Linked DNA regions of Homo sapiens: region 1 is linked to region 2. The links are chromatin contacts, found by Hi-C or POLR2A ChIA-PET in ENCODE. All regions are on one chromosome and are shown on one strand. Each heading gives the region's core, a stretch centred on a gene start or an enhancer-like site at or near the end of the contact. The rest is flanking DNA. Distances are from core to core; before and after follow the strand shown.

What was found. Hi-C counts contacts between places; a loop is a spot of excess contacts on that map. ChIA-PET counts read pairs that join two places held with the same protein, here RNA polymerase II (POLR2A).
Region 1: a map of ascending aorta shows a loop between it and region 2 (2.2-fold over the local background). The contact joins two enhancer-like sites. A Hi-C loop is called at or near these places in 1 of 168 maps with a recorded cell type or tissue (ascending aorta). POLR2A ChIA-PET finds 5 or more read pairs at or near these places in 1 of 52 experiments (Panc1).

The regions. Positions count from the first base shown.
Region 1 is chr7:107,937,861-107,942,632 of GRCh38, forward strand. It overlaps LAMB1 (laminin subunit beta 1), which reads right to left. Exons shown (of 34, transcript NM_002291.3): 25 at 2,129-2,498. Among named protein-coding and RNA genes, the nearest start is that of DLD, 49 kb to the left of the region's middle. Within about 2 kb of position 2,156, at least 14 of the 41 ENCODE cell types and tissues checked have a DNase peak (open chromatin) inside an H3K27ac peak, as active enhancers do; they include ascending aorta, where a contact is called at or near this core.
Region 2 is chr7:107,593,928-107,598,713 of GRCh38, forward strand. DUS4L-BCAP29 (DUS4L-BCAP29 readthrough) reads left to right here. Exons shown (of 13, transcript NR_163941.2): 9 at 28-178; 10 at 1,940-2,075. BCAP29 (B cell receptor associated protein 29) reads left to right here. Exons shown (of 8, transcript NM_018844.4): 4 at 28-178; 5 at 1,940-2,075. Among named protein-coding and RNA genes, the nearest start is that of BCAP29, 16 kb to the left of the region's middle. Within about 2 kb of position 1,369, at least 7 of the 41 ENCODE cell types and tissues checked have a DNase peak (open chromatin) inside an H3K27ac peak, as active enhancers do; they include ascending aorta, where a contact is called at or near this core.

The sequences.
Region 1 (4,772 bases), core at 906-3,405, 340 kb after region 2:
TCTACTAAGAATGAAATAAGAAGATTTAGCTTTCACAGTATTTAATTTGGAATCTAAACTGCATTTTGTTCTGTACTTTCAAACCTACAAAGCCGTACTTTTGACATCTATTTGTATATTATTGTGTACATAGTGTGGATATGGGTGTGTGTGTGCACATGCGAGTGTGCTCCAGGTGGGTGTGGGTAGGGTTGTATGTGTATTGTAAAGAAAGTAATATTTGAGCAGATTTTACCTCTGGGTATTACTGGTTCACCTAATTGAATGTAATTGTCTTCTTGGCGATATAATAGTATAAAAAACCAGGAAAATGTAAAGATGCTGAAAGGTTGGGAGCCATTAGAAAAATGATATGTAAGGCTGAGATAAAACTATAACCCAACTCAAAGAAAAAGTACTTAAAGGGATGGTTTAAAATGGTAGATTAAATTACATTTCAGTGCCTTTTTTTCCTGAGGCTAATATACATAGTTTCTTTTTTCAGTGCTTTGCTTTTATTAATTATATGACTCACAGAAGGCTTTCATTTCTTCTCAGGTCTCATAAAATGATACAATTTTTTTTAAAACAAGCAAATCTAACATCGTATTTTAAAATAAGGCCACTTTGGTTCCTAAAACATGTATCCTTGGATAGTATGTTGAAAAAAAAGAGTAATGGAACTAGTTTTCCTGTGATTATTACAATCTGTCTAGTTAAATGAATAGTGACGGTAGAAACAGAGCTGTTTTGGGAATGTAATCTCTCTTCTGGCAGGCTCTCAAAGGACACCAGATTTTTTTCTTCCTCCCAGAGATGCCTAAGACCCAGGCCAAGGATCATTTCCTAAATGGGCTTGCATTCGGACCACGGCCTGCCAAAACTGTGATCTCTGCACATTAGGAGGCTTAGTCTTTTCAGTGAGGTAAAATGCCTCACTAAATGCATTGTCACTCTACATCAGACGTTTCCTAACACTCTGGCCAGCTACATGGTCTTGGGCATAAAACCCAAGGCTTGACATCAAGGTCCAGTTACTTTAAATCTAGGTCTAGGAAGGACCTCCTTCAAGTCGCTTGAGCTAATGTCAGCTGTCCTCTGCTACTCATGCCTGGTATGAGATGAAAAGTCCCTCTGGCTTCTTAAAGGTGCTGATTAAAGTCTCATCACACACAAAAAATGTTACTGTCATTTCGTCATATAAACACCTCAGTGTGCAGGATTTAACTGTGAAGCAGTCCCCTCAGGCCTAGATGGTGAGTCTGCAGTGAAAAAACCATAGCATCTAGGGAAGCACAGATGCCTCATACCCTTTTCTATTTTTGTCCTTTAGCACTTAGGTCTTATTGTGCTGTTTTGGGGGTTCCTTTTTGGCAAAAGGAGTTGGGAAGTTTAGGGGCAAGAGAGGGGAGGTAGGAGAAAGGGTAGATAAATGATCCTTGAGAAGGTCAATTCTCTAGGCTTCCACTAACAAACACTGTCCAATCAGAGGGAAGATTACCTAGAGAAGGGGTGGGATGAGGACTTTTCAGCATAGAGCAGCTGTTATAACTAGATGAATGAAGCACTGGTCTGGTGGACTAATGGCGGAGAAGCAGAAAAAACTTGAAGTAAGCAGTCTTATTTTGAGGTAATGGAATTTCCCCCATAGTAGCAATACTTAATTTATAATTTTCTGCAATCCTGTTGTTATTTTATATATAAATCCTTTCATTACTTCATAAGGTAATGGCATATATTATCCTACCCCTTCTCCACAGGAGAGAAAATACAGGCTCAGGAATTGAGTCATCCAAGTTCACAAGCCTAGCATCAGAGCCAAGACTCAATTATGGATCTTTGTCTTCTAAATCCAGCATTCCTCCCATTTTACTGACTTAGAACATGATTTGCAAGGAGGAGCACTGAATATAATGCTTGCATATTCTGTACTGCAGCCTCCAGAAGGCTGGTCCCCACTGATGTGCCAACGTTCACTCACCCAAATGCCCAGTCAAGACTGCTGGAAAATAAATGGCTCAGAATCTGTTCTCACCCACAGGACTAACAAAACCTCCTGATGGAAGCACCATGCCAGGAAATCTTTGCTGTTAACTCACAATATTTTTTCAGCTTTATGAGTAATTCCTCTGGCTCATTAACTACTTACTCTGCTTCCTCAAAGAGATTCCCAATGTTTTTCAGTGGCTCTGCTGCGGGGCTCTGCGCCAGGATGTCTTTTATCTCGCTGACTTTCCTCTCCACCGAGTCCACAGTCTCACGGTAAGGCCCGATCACACCACTGATCTTCAAGGCCTTGGCTTTCTCCAGGAATCTGTGTGTCCTGTTGGTCAGCTCGGCAATGATCACATCCCAGAGAGCAAAGCACTGGTGGCAGGGTGTGCAGTCAGGGAAGACCCCCGAGTACCCTCGCGTGCACTTGTCACAGCGTGGACCCTCAACACCCTCAACGCAGACACACTGGCCCGTGGACTGGTCACACTGTGGCGTCTCAATGCCCCTGGGGTCACAGTCACAGGCTAGAAGGGAATAAGCAATGCTAGCTGATCTACTTAATCATGAACCTCAGTGACAAGATGTGGCATTTAGAATACTCACTTCACTGTGAAAATGGGAAGGTGTCAACCATCGACAACAATTGACCAATGGCTCAGGTAGAGACTGTAGCAGCTTCCTCTAGCACATGCGTGACTTCAGTGGTTGCTAACCCCTTCTTAGCAGTAATAATACTTTAAACAGAAATGTTTTATATGAATGATCCCATTTAACTCTCACAATAACCCTATGGGATACGTGTTATAATAATCACTATTTCACAGATGTGGGAACTCAGAGATCAGAGAGATTATGTAACATGCCCCAAGTCTCACTGCAAGGAAAAGGCCACGCCAGAATTCTGATTCAGTTCTTTGCAACTCCGGAGTCTATACTCTTCACCTCCGTCCTGCCTTTGCCTCCCCCTTACTTAGGATTTCCCCACAGACCATGTCTGTACAAACAATCCAGGTTACATCCTGATAATGTGCCACCTGGCATCGGATACATCACAAATGAGAAGCTCTTTACGTACCTGACTCTATCTCACAACAAAACATACTTGATGAAATGCAATAAACATGATCAAAACAAAACAAAACCCAAAGGAATTCTAAGTATCCAGTTTAAAGGCTTTCAACTAAGTATAATCTAACTTGGGGGTGTCTGCCATTGTGATGACCACTGCCAGTACTACAAGCAGGGATCTTGGGAGCCATTCAGTCTCAGCGTCTCACAGGCCCAATAGGGTTGGCACCTCATGCAAAGCCAAATGGCACAGGAAAATCACGTGCCGTACAGGACAAAATGTGTTCTTGGCCAGTAGCTGTGGCTGAGATTACTTAGCACAGTGGCTGTGCCCTTGAACCCTGGCTTAGATTCCCAAATTTCAGGTGACCAAATCATTTTTATATCAACATCTGACATTTGAAAGTATTTATACAGGGTTTGAATTACGAAAGGCCTTATGCTAACATCTTATCGCTGGGCTTCCACCCATTCTGAGGAAAGACAGGAATAAATAAAGAATATACTATCTTATTTCCCTAACTGGATTGTGGACTCCAAGGGCAGGGGCACATCTTAAACCATTTTTCGTTTTTCAGCATCGGACTCAGGGTTAACTTGCAATCAGAATCCAAACGTCTTTGCCAAATGAAGCCCTAACCTCATTTTAGTCTAGGCATGCAAGGACACTTACATACCTTCATAAAAGAAAATAATCCTCCTGAAGTGCAATGTCAACTGTGGCAAAGCACAACAGATTCATGCTTTCTCGGATTTTTTTTTTTTTTTGAGACGGAGGTTTTGCTCTTGTTGCTCAGGCTGGAGTACAATGGCGCGATCTCGGCTCACTGCAACCTCTGCCTCCTGGCTGGGTTCAAGCAATTCCCCTGCCTCAGCCTCCCGAGTAGCTGGGATTACAGGCATGCGCCACCACACCCGGCTTTTTTTTTTTTTTTTTTTTTTTTTTTTTTTTTTTTAAGAGACGGTGTTTCTCCATGTTGGTCAGGCTGGTCTGGAACTCCCGACCTCAGGTGATCTGCCTGCCTTGGCCTCCCAAAGTGCTGAGATTACAGGTGTGAGCCACTCTTGGGTCAATAGCTGTGATTTGCCTCTGAAAAACTTTTTTTTTTTTTGGAAGAGTCTCACTCTGTCTCCCAGGCTGGAGTGCAGTGGCATGATCTCGGCTCACTGCAACCTCCACTTCCCGGGTTCAAGCTATTCTGCCTCTGCCTCCTAAATAGCTGGGACTACAGGCATGCACCACCATGCCCAGCTAATTTTTGTATTTTTAGTAGAGACGGGGTTTCACCATGTTGGCCAGCATGGTCTCCATCTCTTCACCTTGTGATCCGCCCACCTTGGCCTCCCGAAGTGCTGGGATTACAGGCGTGAGCCACCGCGCCCGGCCTTCCTCTGAAAAACTTTCTAATGGAACATCTCCCAGAACCAGTTATACTGAGGGTCCTGAGATCTGCTATAACATCACCATCCTTTCAACCCAGAGGTGTGTGTTTGTGGCCCATTCATTTGGCCCTCACCACATCCTGCCTTGTATTGCTAGTTTATCTTTTTATTGTCTTTGTTCTCCCCCTACATTCCAAGCTCTCGAGTGGCAGGTTTGAGGAGTACAGCATTATGGTTAAGAGCATGAACTGCGGACTGAGGTGGTAAATCCTGCCTTCTCCACACATGTTATGTGACCCTGGGTAATCAGGAAACTGAGTCACGTCTTCCACATCTGTAAGAAGAGG
Region 2 (4,786 bases), core at 119-2,618:
GTACTGTTTTCTTTTGTTCTGTAATAGATGCTGTGAGAGAAGTAAGGAAATATTCCTCAGTTCATACCATTGAGAAGAGCTCCACCAGCAGACCTGATGCCTATGAACACACACAGATGAAACTTTTTAGGTCTCAAAGAAATCTTTACATTTCTGGATTTTCCCTATTTTTTTGGCTGTAAGTAAAAAATAATAATAGAAGCACAATTTAAAAACATGACTTATGCTTTCCTTTCTCATTTTGTCCACCTTTACTGTAGATTTTTTTTTTTTTTAAGAGAGACAACCTTTCGCTCTGTTGCCCAGGCTGCAGTGCAGTGGTGCCTTCATAGCTCACTGTAACTTCAAACTCCTGGGTTCAAGTGATCCTGCCTCTTCAACCTCTCATTTCTAGGACTACAGGCGGCACACCACCATGTAGGGCTAATTTTTAAATTTTTTGTAGAGATGGGGTCTCACTGTGTTGCCCAGACTGGTCTCAAACTCCTGGCCTCAAGTGATCCTCCCACCTCAGCCTCCCAAAGTACGGAGATTACAGTCACTGTACCCAGCCTACTGTAGTTTTGTTTGTTTGTTTGTTTGTTTGTTTTTTAAGATGGAGTCTCGCTTTGTCGCCCAGACTGGAGTGCAGTGGCGCGATCTCGGCTCACTGCAAGCTCCACCTCCTGGGTTCACACCATTCTCCTGCCTCAGCCTCCTGAGTAGCTGGGAGTACAGGCGCCTGCCACTGTGCCCTGCTAATTTTTTTGTATTTTCAGTAGAGACAGGGTTTCACTGGGTTAGCCAGGATGGTCTCGATCTCCTGACCTCATGATCCTCCCGCCTCGGCCTCCCAAAGTGCTGGGATTACAGATGTGAGCCAACGCGCCCGGCCTGTAGATTTTTTTATAACATCTTTGTAAAAGAATTCAGATGATATACCCAAATAACAAACAGTAGTTAACAGCTTGTAGGTTTGCCCAGTCCATAAGGCCCTGAATGATTAGGCTCCTGCCTCTCTTTGGAGCCTTGTCTCATACGTGTCTCTGAGATGTACAATACATTCCACCCTTACAGACCTTCACCATTTATTCATTCATTCCATCTTGCAACAGATATTGATTGAGTTCTGTGGTGTACCTAACTCTTTCCCATTTTAGGGTCTTTACACAAGCTCTTCCTTTTGCCAGAACACTCTTTTCTTTCCTCATTTCCTGGCTAACTCTTACTCATCCATTAGCCTCTTTCTCAAAGCCTTCTGTGGCCATCACTACCCACAAAGTAGGTAGGTCTTCTCTTACAGGTGCTCAAAGAATGTATATATACTTCATTTTCTAGTGTCATTCATGGTTGTAATTAAATACTGTTTTAACTTTTGCTTCCACAACTAGGAGCTAAACCCCTGAGGGCATGGACTTTGCTGTTTTCCGCTGTGTCTGCAGTGCCTGGCAGAGTGTCTTAACACTTAGCAGTTCCTGAGTAAAGGAATGTCTGCTGAATGAATAATTGAAGATAGTCATCACTATTTCTTCTAACAATGGCAGTTACACATAAACGGATGTGAATGAGCTGTTCTTCGGCTTGTTTGACCTTACACAATGTTCCTTAAATAGCAGAATTTGAACTGGGCCAAAAAAAATAATTCTCCTACTGGCCCTGTCACACTGTCTGAAATTTTCCTGTTTCTATTCCTCCAAGCTAAAGCCTTCTACAGGAAAACAAATAAGTACCACTGAACCTGTATTCTAAATGCTGGTCTTCTAACAAAGATTCCAAAGGAATGAGACACGGGCCTGTTTTTACTAAGAGACTTGAATTAAAAAAAGAATAATGGGTTCTGCCTAAACATTATCTGCCACCACCACACCTATATCTAATGGGGAGTAATTTGGCAATGACTGTTTTAAAATAAGTTTCTGGTGATTGGCCAGTAATACATTATTCTGGTTTTTTTTCTTAGAGTTTTGAGACGTCTGGTTACGCTTATTACTCAACTGGCAAAAGAACTGTCAAACAAAGGTGTACTTAAAACTCAAGCAGAAAATACTAACAAGGCTGCCAAAAAATTTATGGAAGAAAACGAAAAACTAAAAAGGGTATTTAATTTTCTTTGTAAAAATTAAATGTTGTTGGTGTTCCCGAGGAGTAATGTATTTGTTTTCAGCATCAAAAAGAGCATTTTTATATTTTATAAGCAGAAAATGACCATAATTAACAATATTTTATGTAATGATTATTTCAAGAATAGTTTTACTGTTCTTTAGAAATGCTTGTTCACACTAATATTTTTACTATTATTTAGATTTGCTTTTTCTCCATAGTGGATTTATACCATTGGACCTATTTTCTGTGATTTAAGGAGAAAATAGTATTCTGGGAATATGAATTTTAATTCCTTCATTACCGTTAAGTTTACTTTATAATCTAAAGCAAGTCTTTATAACTGTTTCTATTTCTTTTTCAGTTAAAGTATTTTTAAGCCTAGATTTTCGTTTTCTTTTAAATGATTGGTTTATAGAAAGCAGAGAAACGTCATTGATGCTAGATTGATAATTGCACATAATATTTGAAATCTTTAATGTTATTCCTTTATTTTCTATCTTTTGATCTCATTTCACAGTGGCAAAAATAAAAACACAGTCATTAAAGCTTTGATTGATAGTGTTAACTAAACTCAAAAGCACGCAGCCTTGTATTTATAGAACAACTGATCATGTACATATCTTAATTTAAAATTATACACATCATTTTGGAGTAATGATTTGTAACCATCAGAACACTGCTTTTTTTCCTCTTCAATTGTTTTTCTCTTATTCTTTAGCTCTAAGAAAATGGAAAGTGTTATTTTTTTCATACATACCATACTTAATACACTTAAATTAGTCTTGCCCTTTTAAAAAAAGCACCTTCCTCAAAATACTTTTGCAACTTTTCTCTTGGAATTGTTTTCAGAACCATTTACCCATGCAAGGAAACTTATGTCATGATTACCAATTCCTTGACCCTGCGTGATTTATTCTTTCTGTTTGTTTGTTTTCCTCTCCTTTGTTTCCATACTGTCCTGATTTGCTGCTTCCTGCATAGCTGTGACCCAATCAGAGGAGGCACAGATATGCTGGGCTAAAGCCAGTACACAGTGGGGAGAAAGTCTTTGAGCAGCACATAAAAGCAGCTGTCAGTGCCCAGAGTATAACTAATTGACCAATAAAGTGACCAACAAAGGCCATAAGTGAGAATATAAAAGATGACGTCTGTTTCAAGGTACTTCATGTAGGTTTTGAAAAATAAGCTAAGGAAAGATAAGCTTGTGAAAACACCCCCTTTGTTTTGTCCTTCCTTCCTTTCTTTCCTTTCCTCTCCTTCCCTCCCTTCCTCCCCAGACTGATCTCAAACTTTTGGCCTCAAGCAGTCTTCCCACCTTGGCCTCCAGAAGTGCTGGGATTATAGGCAAGAGTTACCGCGCCCAGCCATACCTCTTCATTCTCTATCAGAGACACATTATCCAGTGGAAACTGCATTACCCTGAGATCCGAGAGACTTAGGTGCTAGTTCCAACATGTGACCTAGCACAAATCACCTATGTTAATGGGCCTCAAAGTTCCTTAGCTATAAATAATAGTTAACATTGTGCCAGGTATTGCTTCATATGCTTCACAACAAGGTTTTTAACTGTTAATTTTCACAAAAGTCCCTTGAGTTTGGTATTGTTATTATCTGCATTTTATAGATGAGGAAATGGAGGCATAGAAAGGTTAAGTGACTTGTACAAGATCATTCAACTAATATGTGACAGAACTAAAATTTGAACCTAAGCAGCCTGACTCTAGAATCCACATTCATAACCACATTATTTTGTGCCCTCAACTCCTATGTTATCTGATAGAACAATTTCCACGTGGTACCTATGACCACTTTCTGTTCTGATATTCAGTTAAAGAAATGAAATAATTATGAAAGACCAATTAACTTTTAATTTTACTTCTTCAGTGTGATAGAGCTTTACTTTGTCCTGATTTTTTTTTCCAGCCACGTAACTTAACCAAGGTGGGATAATTTGGATTAGACAGTGAACGCTTGCATTGTTGTAGCTGGTAATCATTAAATTTCAGATTTCAGTGTTCTTGGTCTTTCTCCAGCGTCAAGTTACACATCATAAATTTAGGCAAGTTTACAGGTGCAGTAGTGAAAGCTTATTTACAAGACTAACACAAATCCACCTTTTCCAAGTCAATGGCATGAAAATTCAAGCAGTCAGCGAAAACGTTCCTGCAACTCAATGATTCTCTTCTAATTTGGGTAATCACTGGAGATTTTATGAACTGAATTCAGTGAAGTAATAGCTGGAGTTGTTTTCAACTTGAAGTAGGCAACACATTAAAAGAGATTTGGAGAAATTTTTTTCTTGTGCTGCTCTTTACAAAAAAGAAAAACTTTTAATTTGAGAAGATATGAGGCTCCTTTAGTTTCAGAATGTATTTCAATCCTCCCTTCTCCAAAAAACAGTCCTTGGGATTATATAATATATGCATTAGAGCTTTAATTCCTTCTCTGAGCTGCCTAATCTCTATATAGCACAGTAGTACTGTATTTGGTCTTGTGCTACAGTTTTTATGCTCGTTTCGTCCTTTCTACTAGATTGAAGTTATTCAAAAGTAGAGACCATGTTTCTCTTATATTTTTATCTCTTACAGCACCTTACATTGTAAAAATATTTGCATGTAGTCATTGCTCAGTAGAACTTTGTATTTTGATGAATATATTGGCTTACATTAGAAAATGAATCACCCTGCAGTGAAATTCCTCTTAT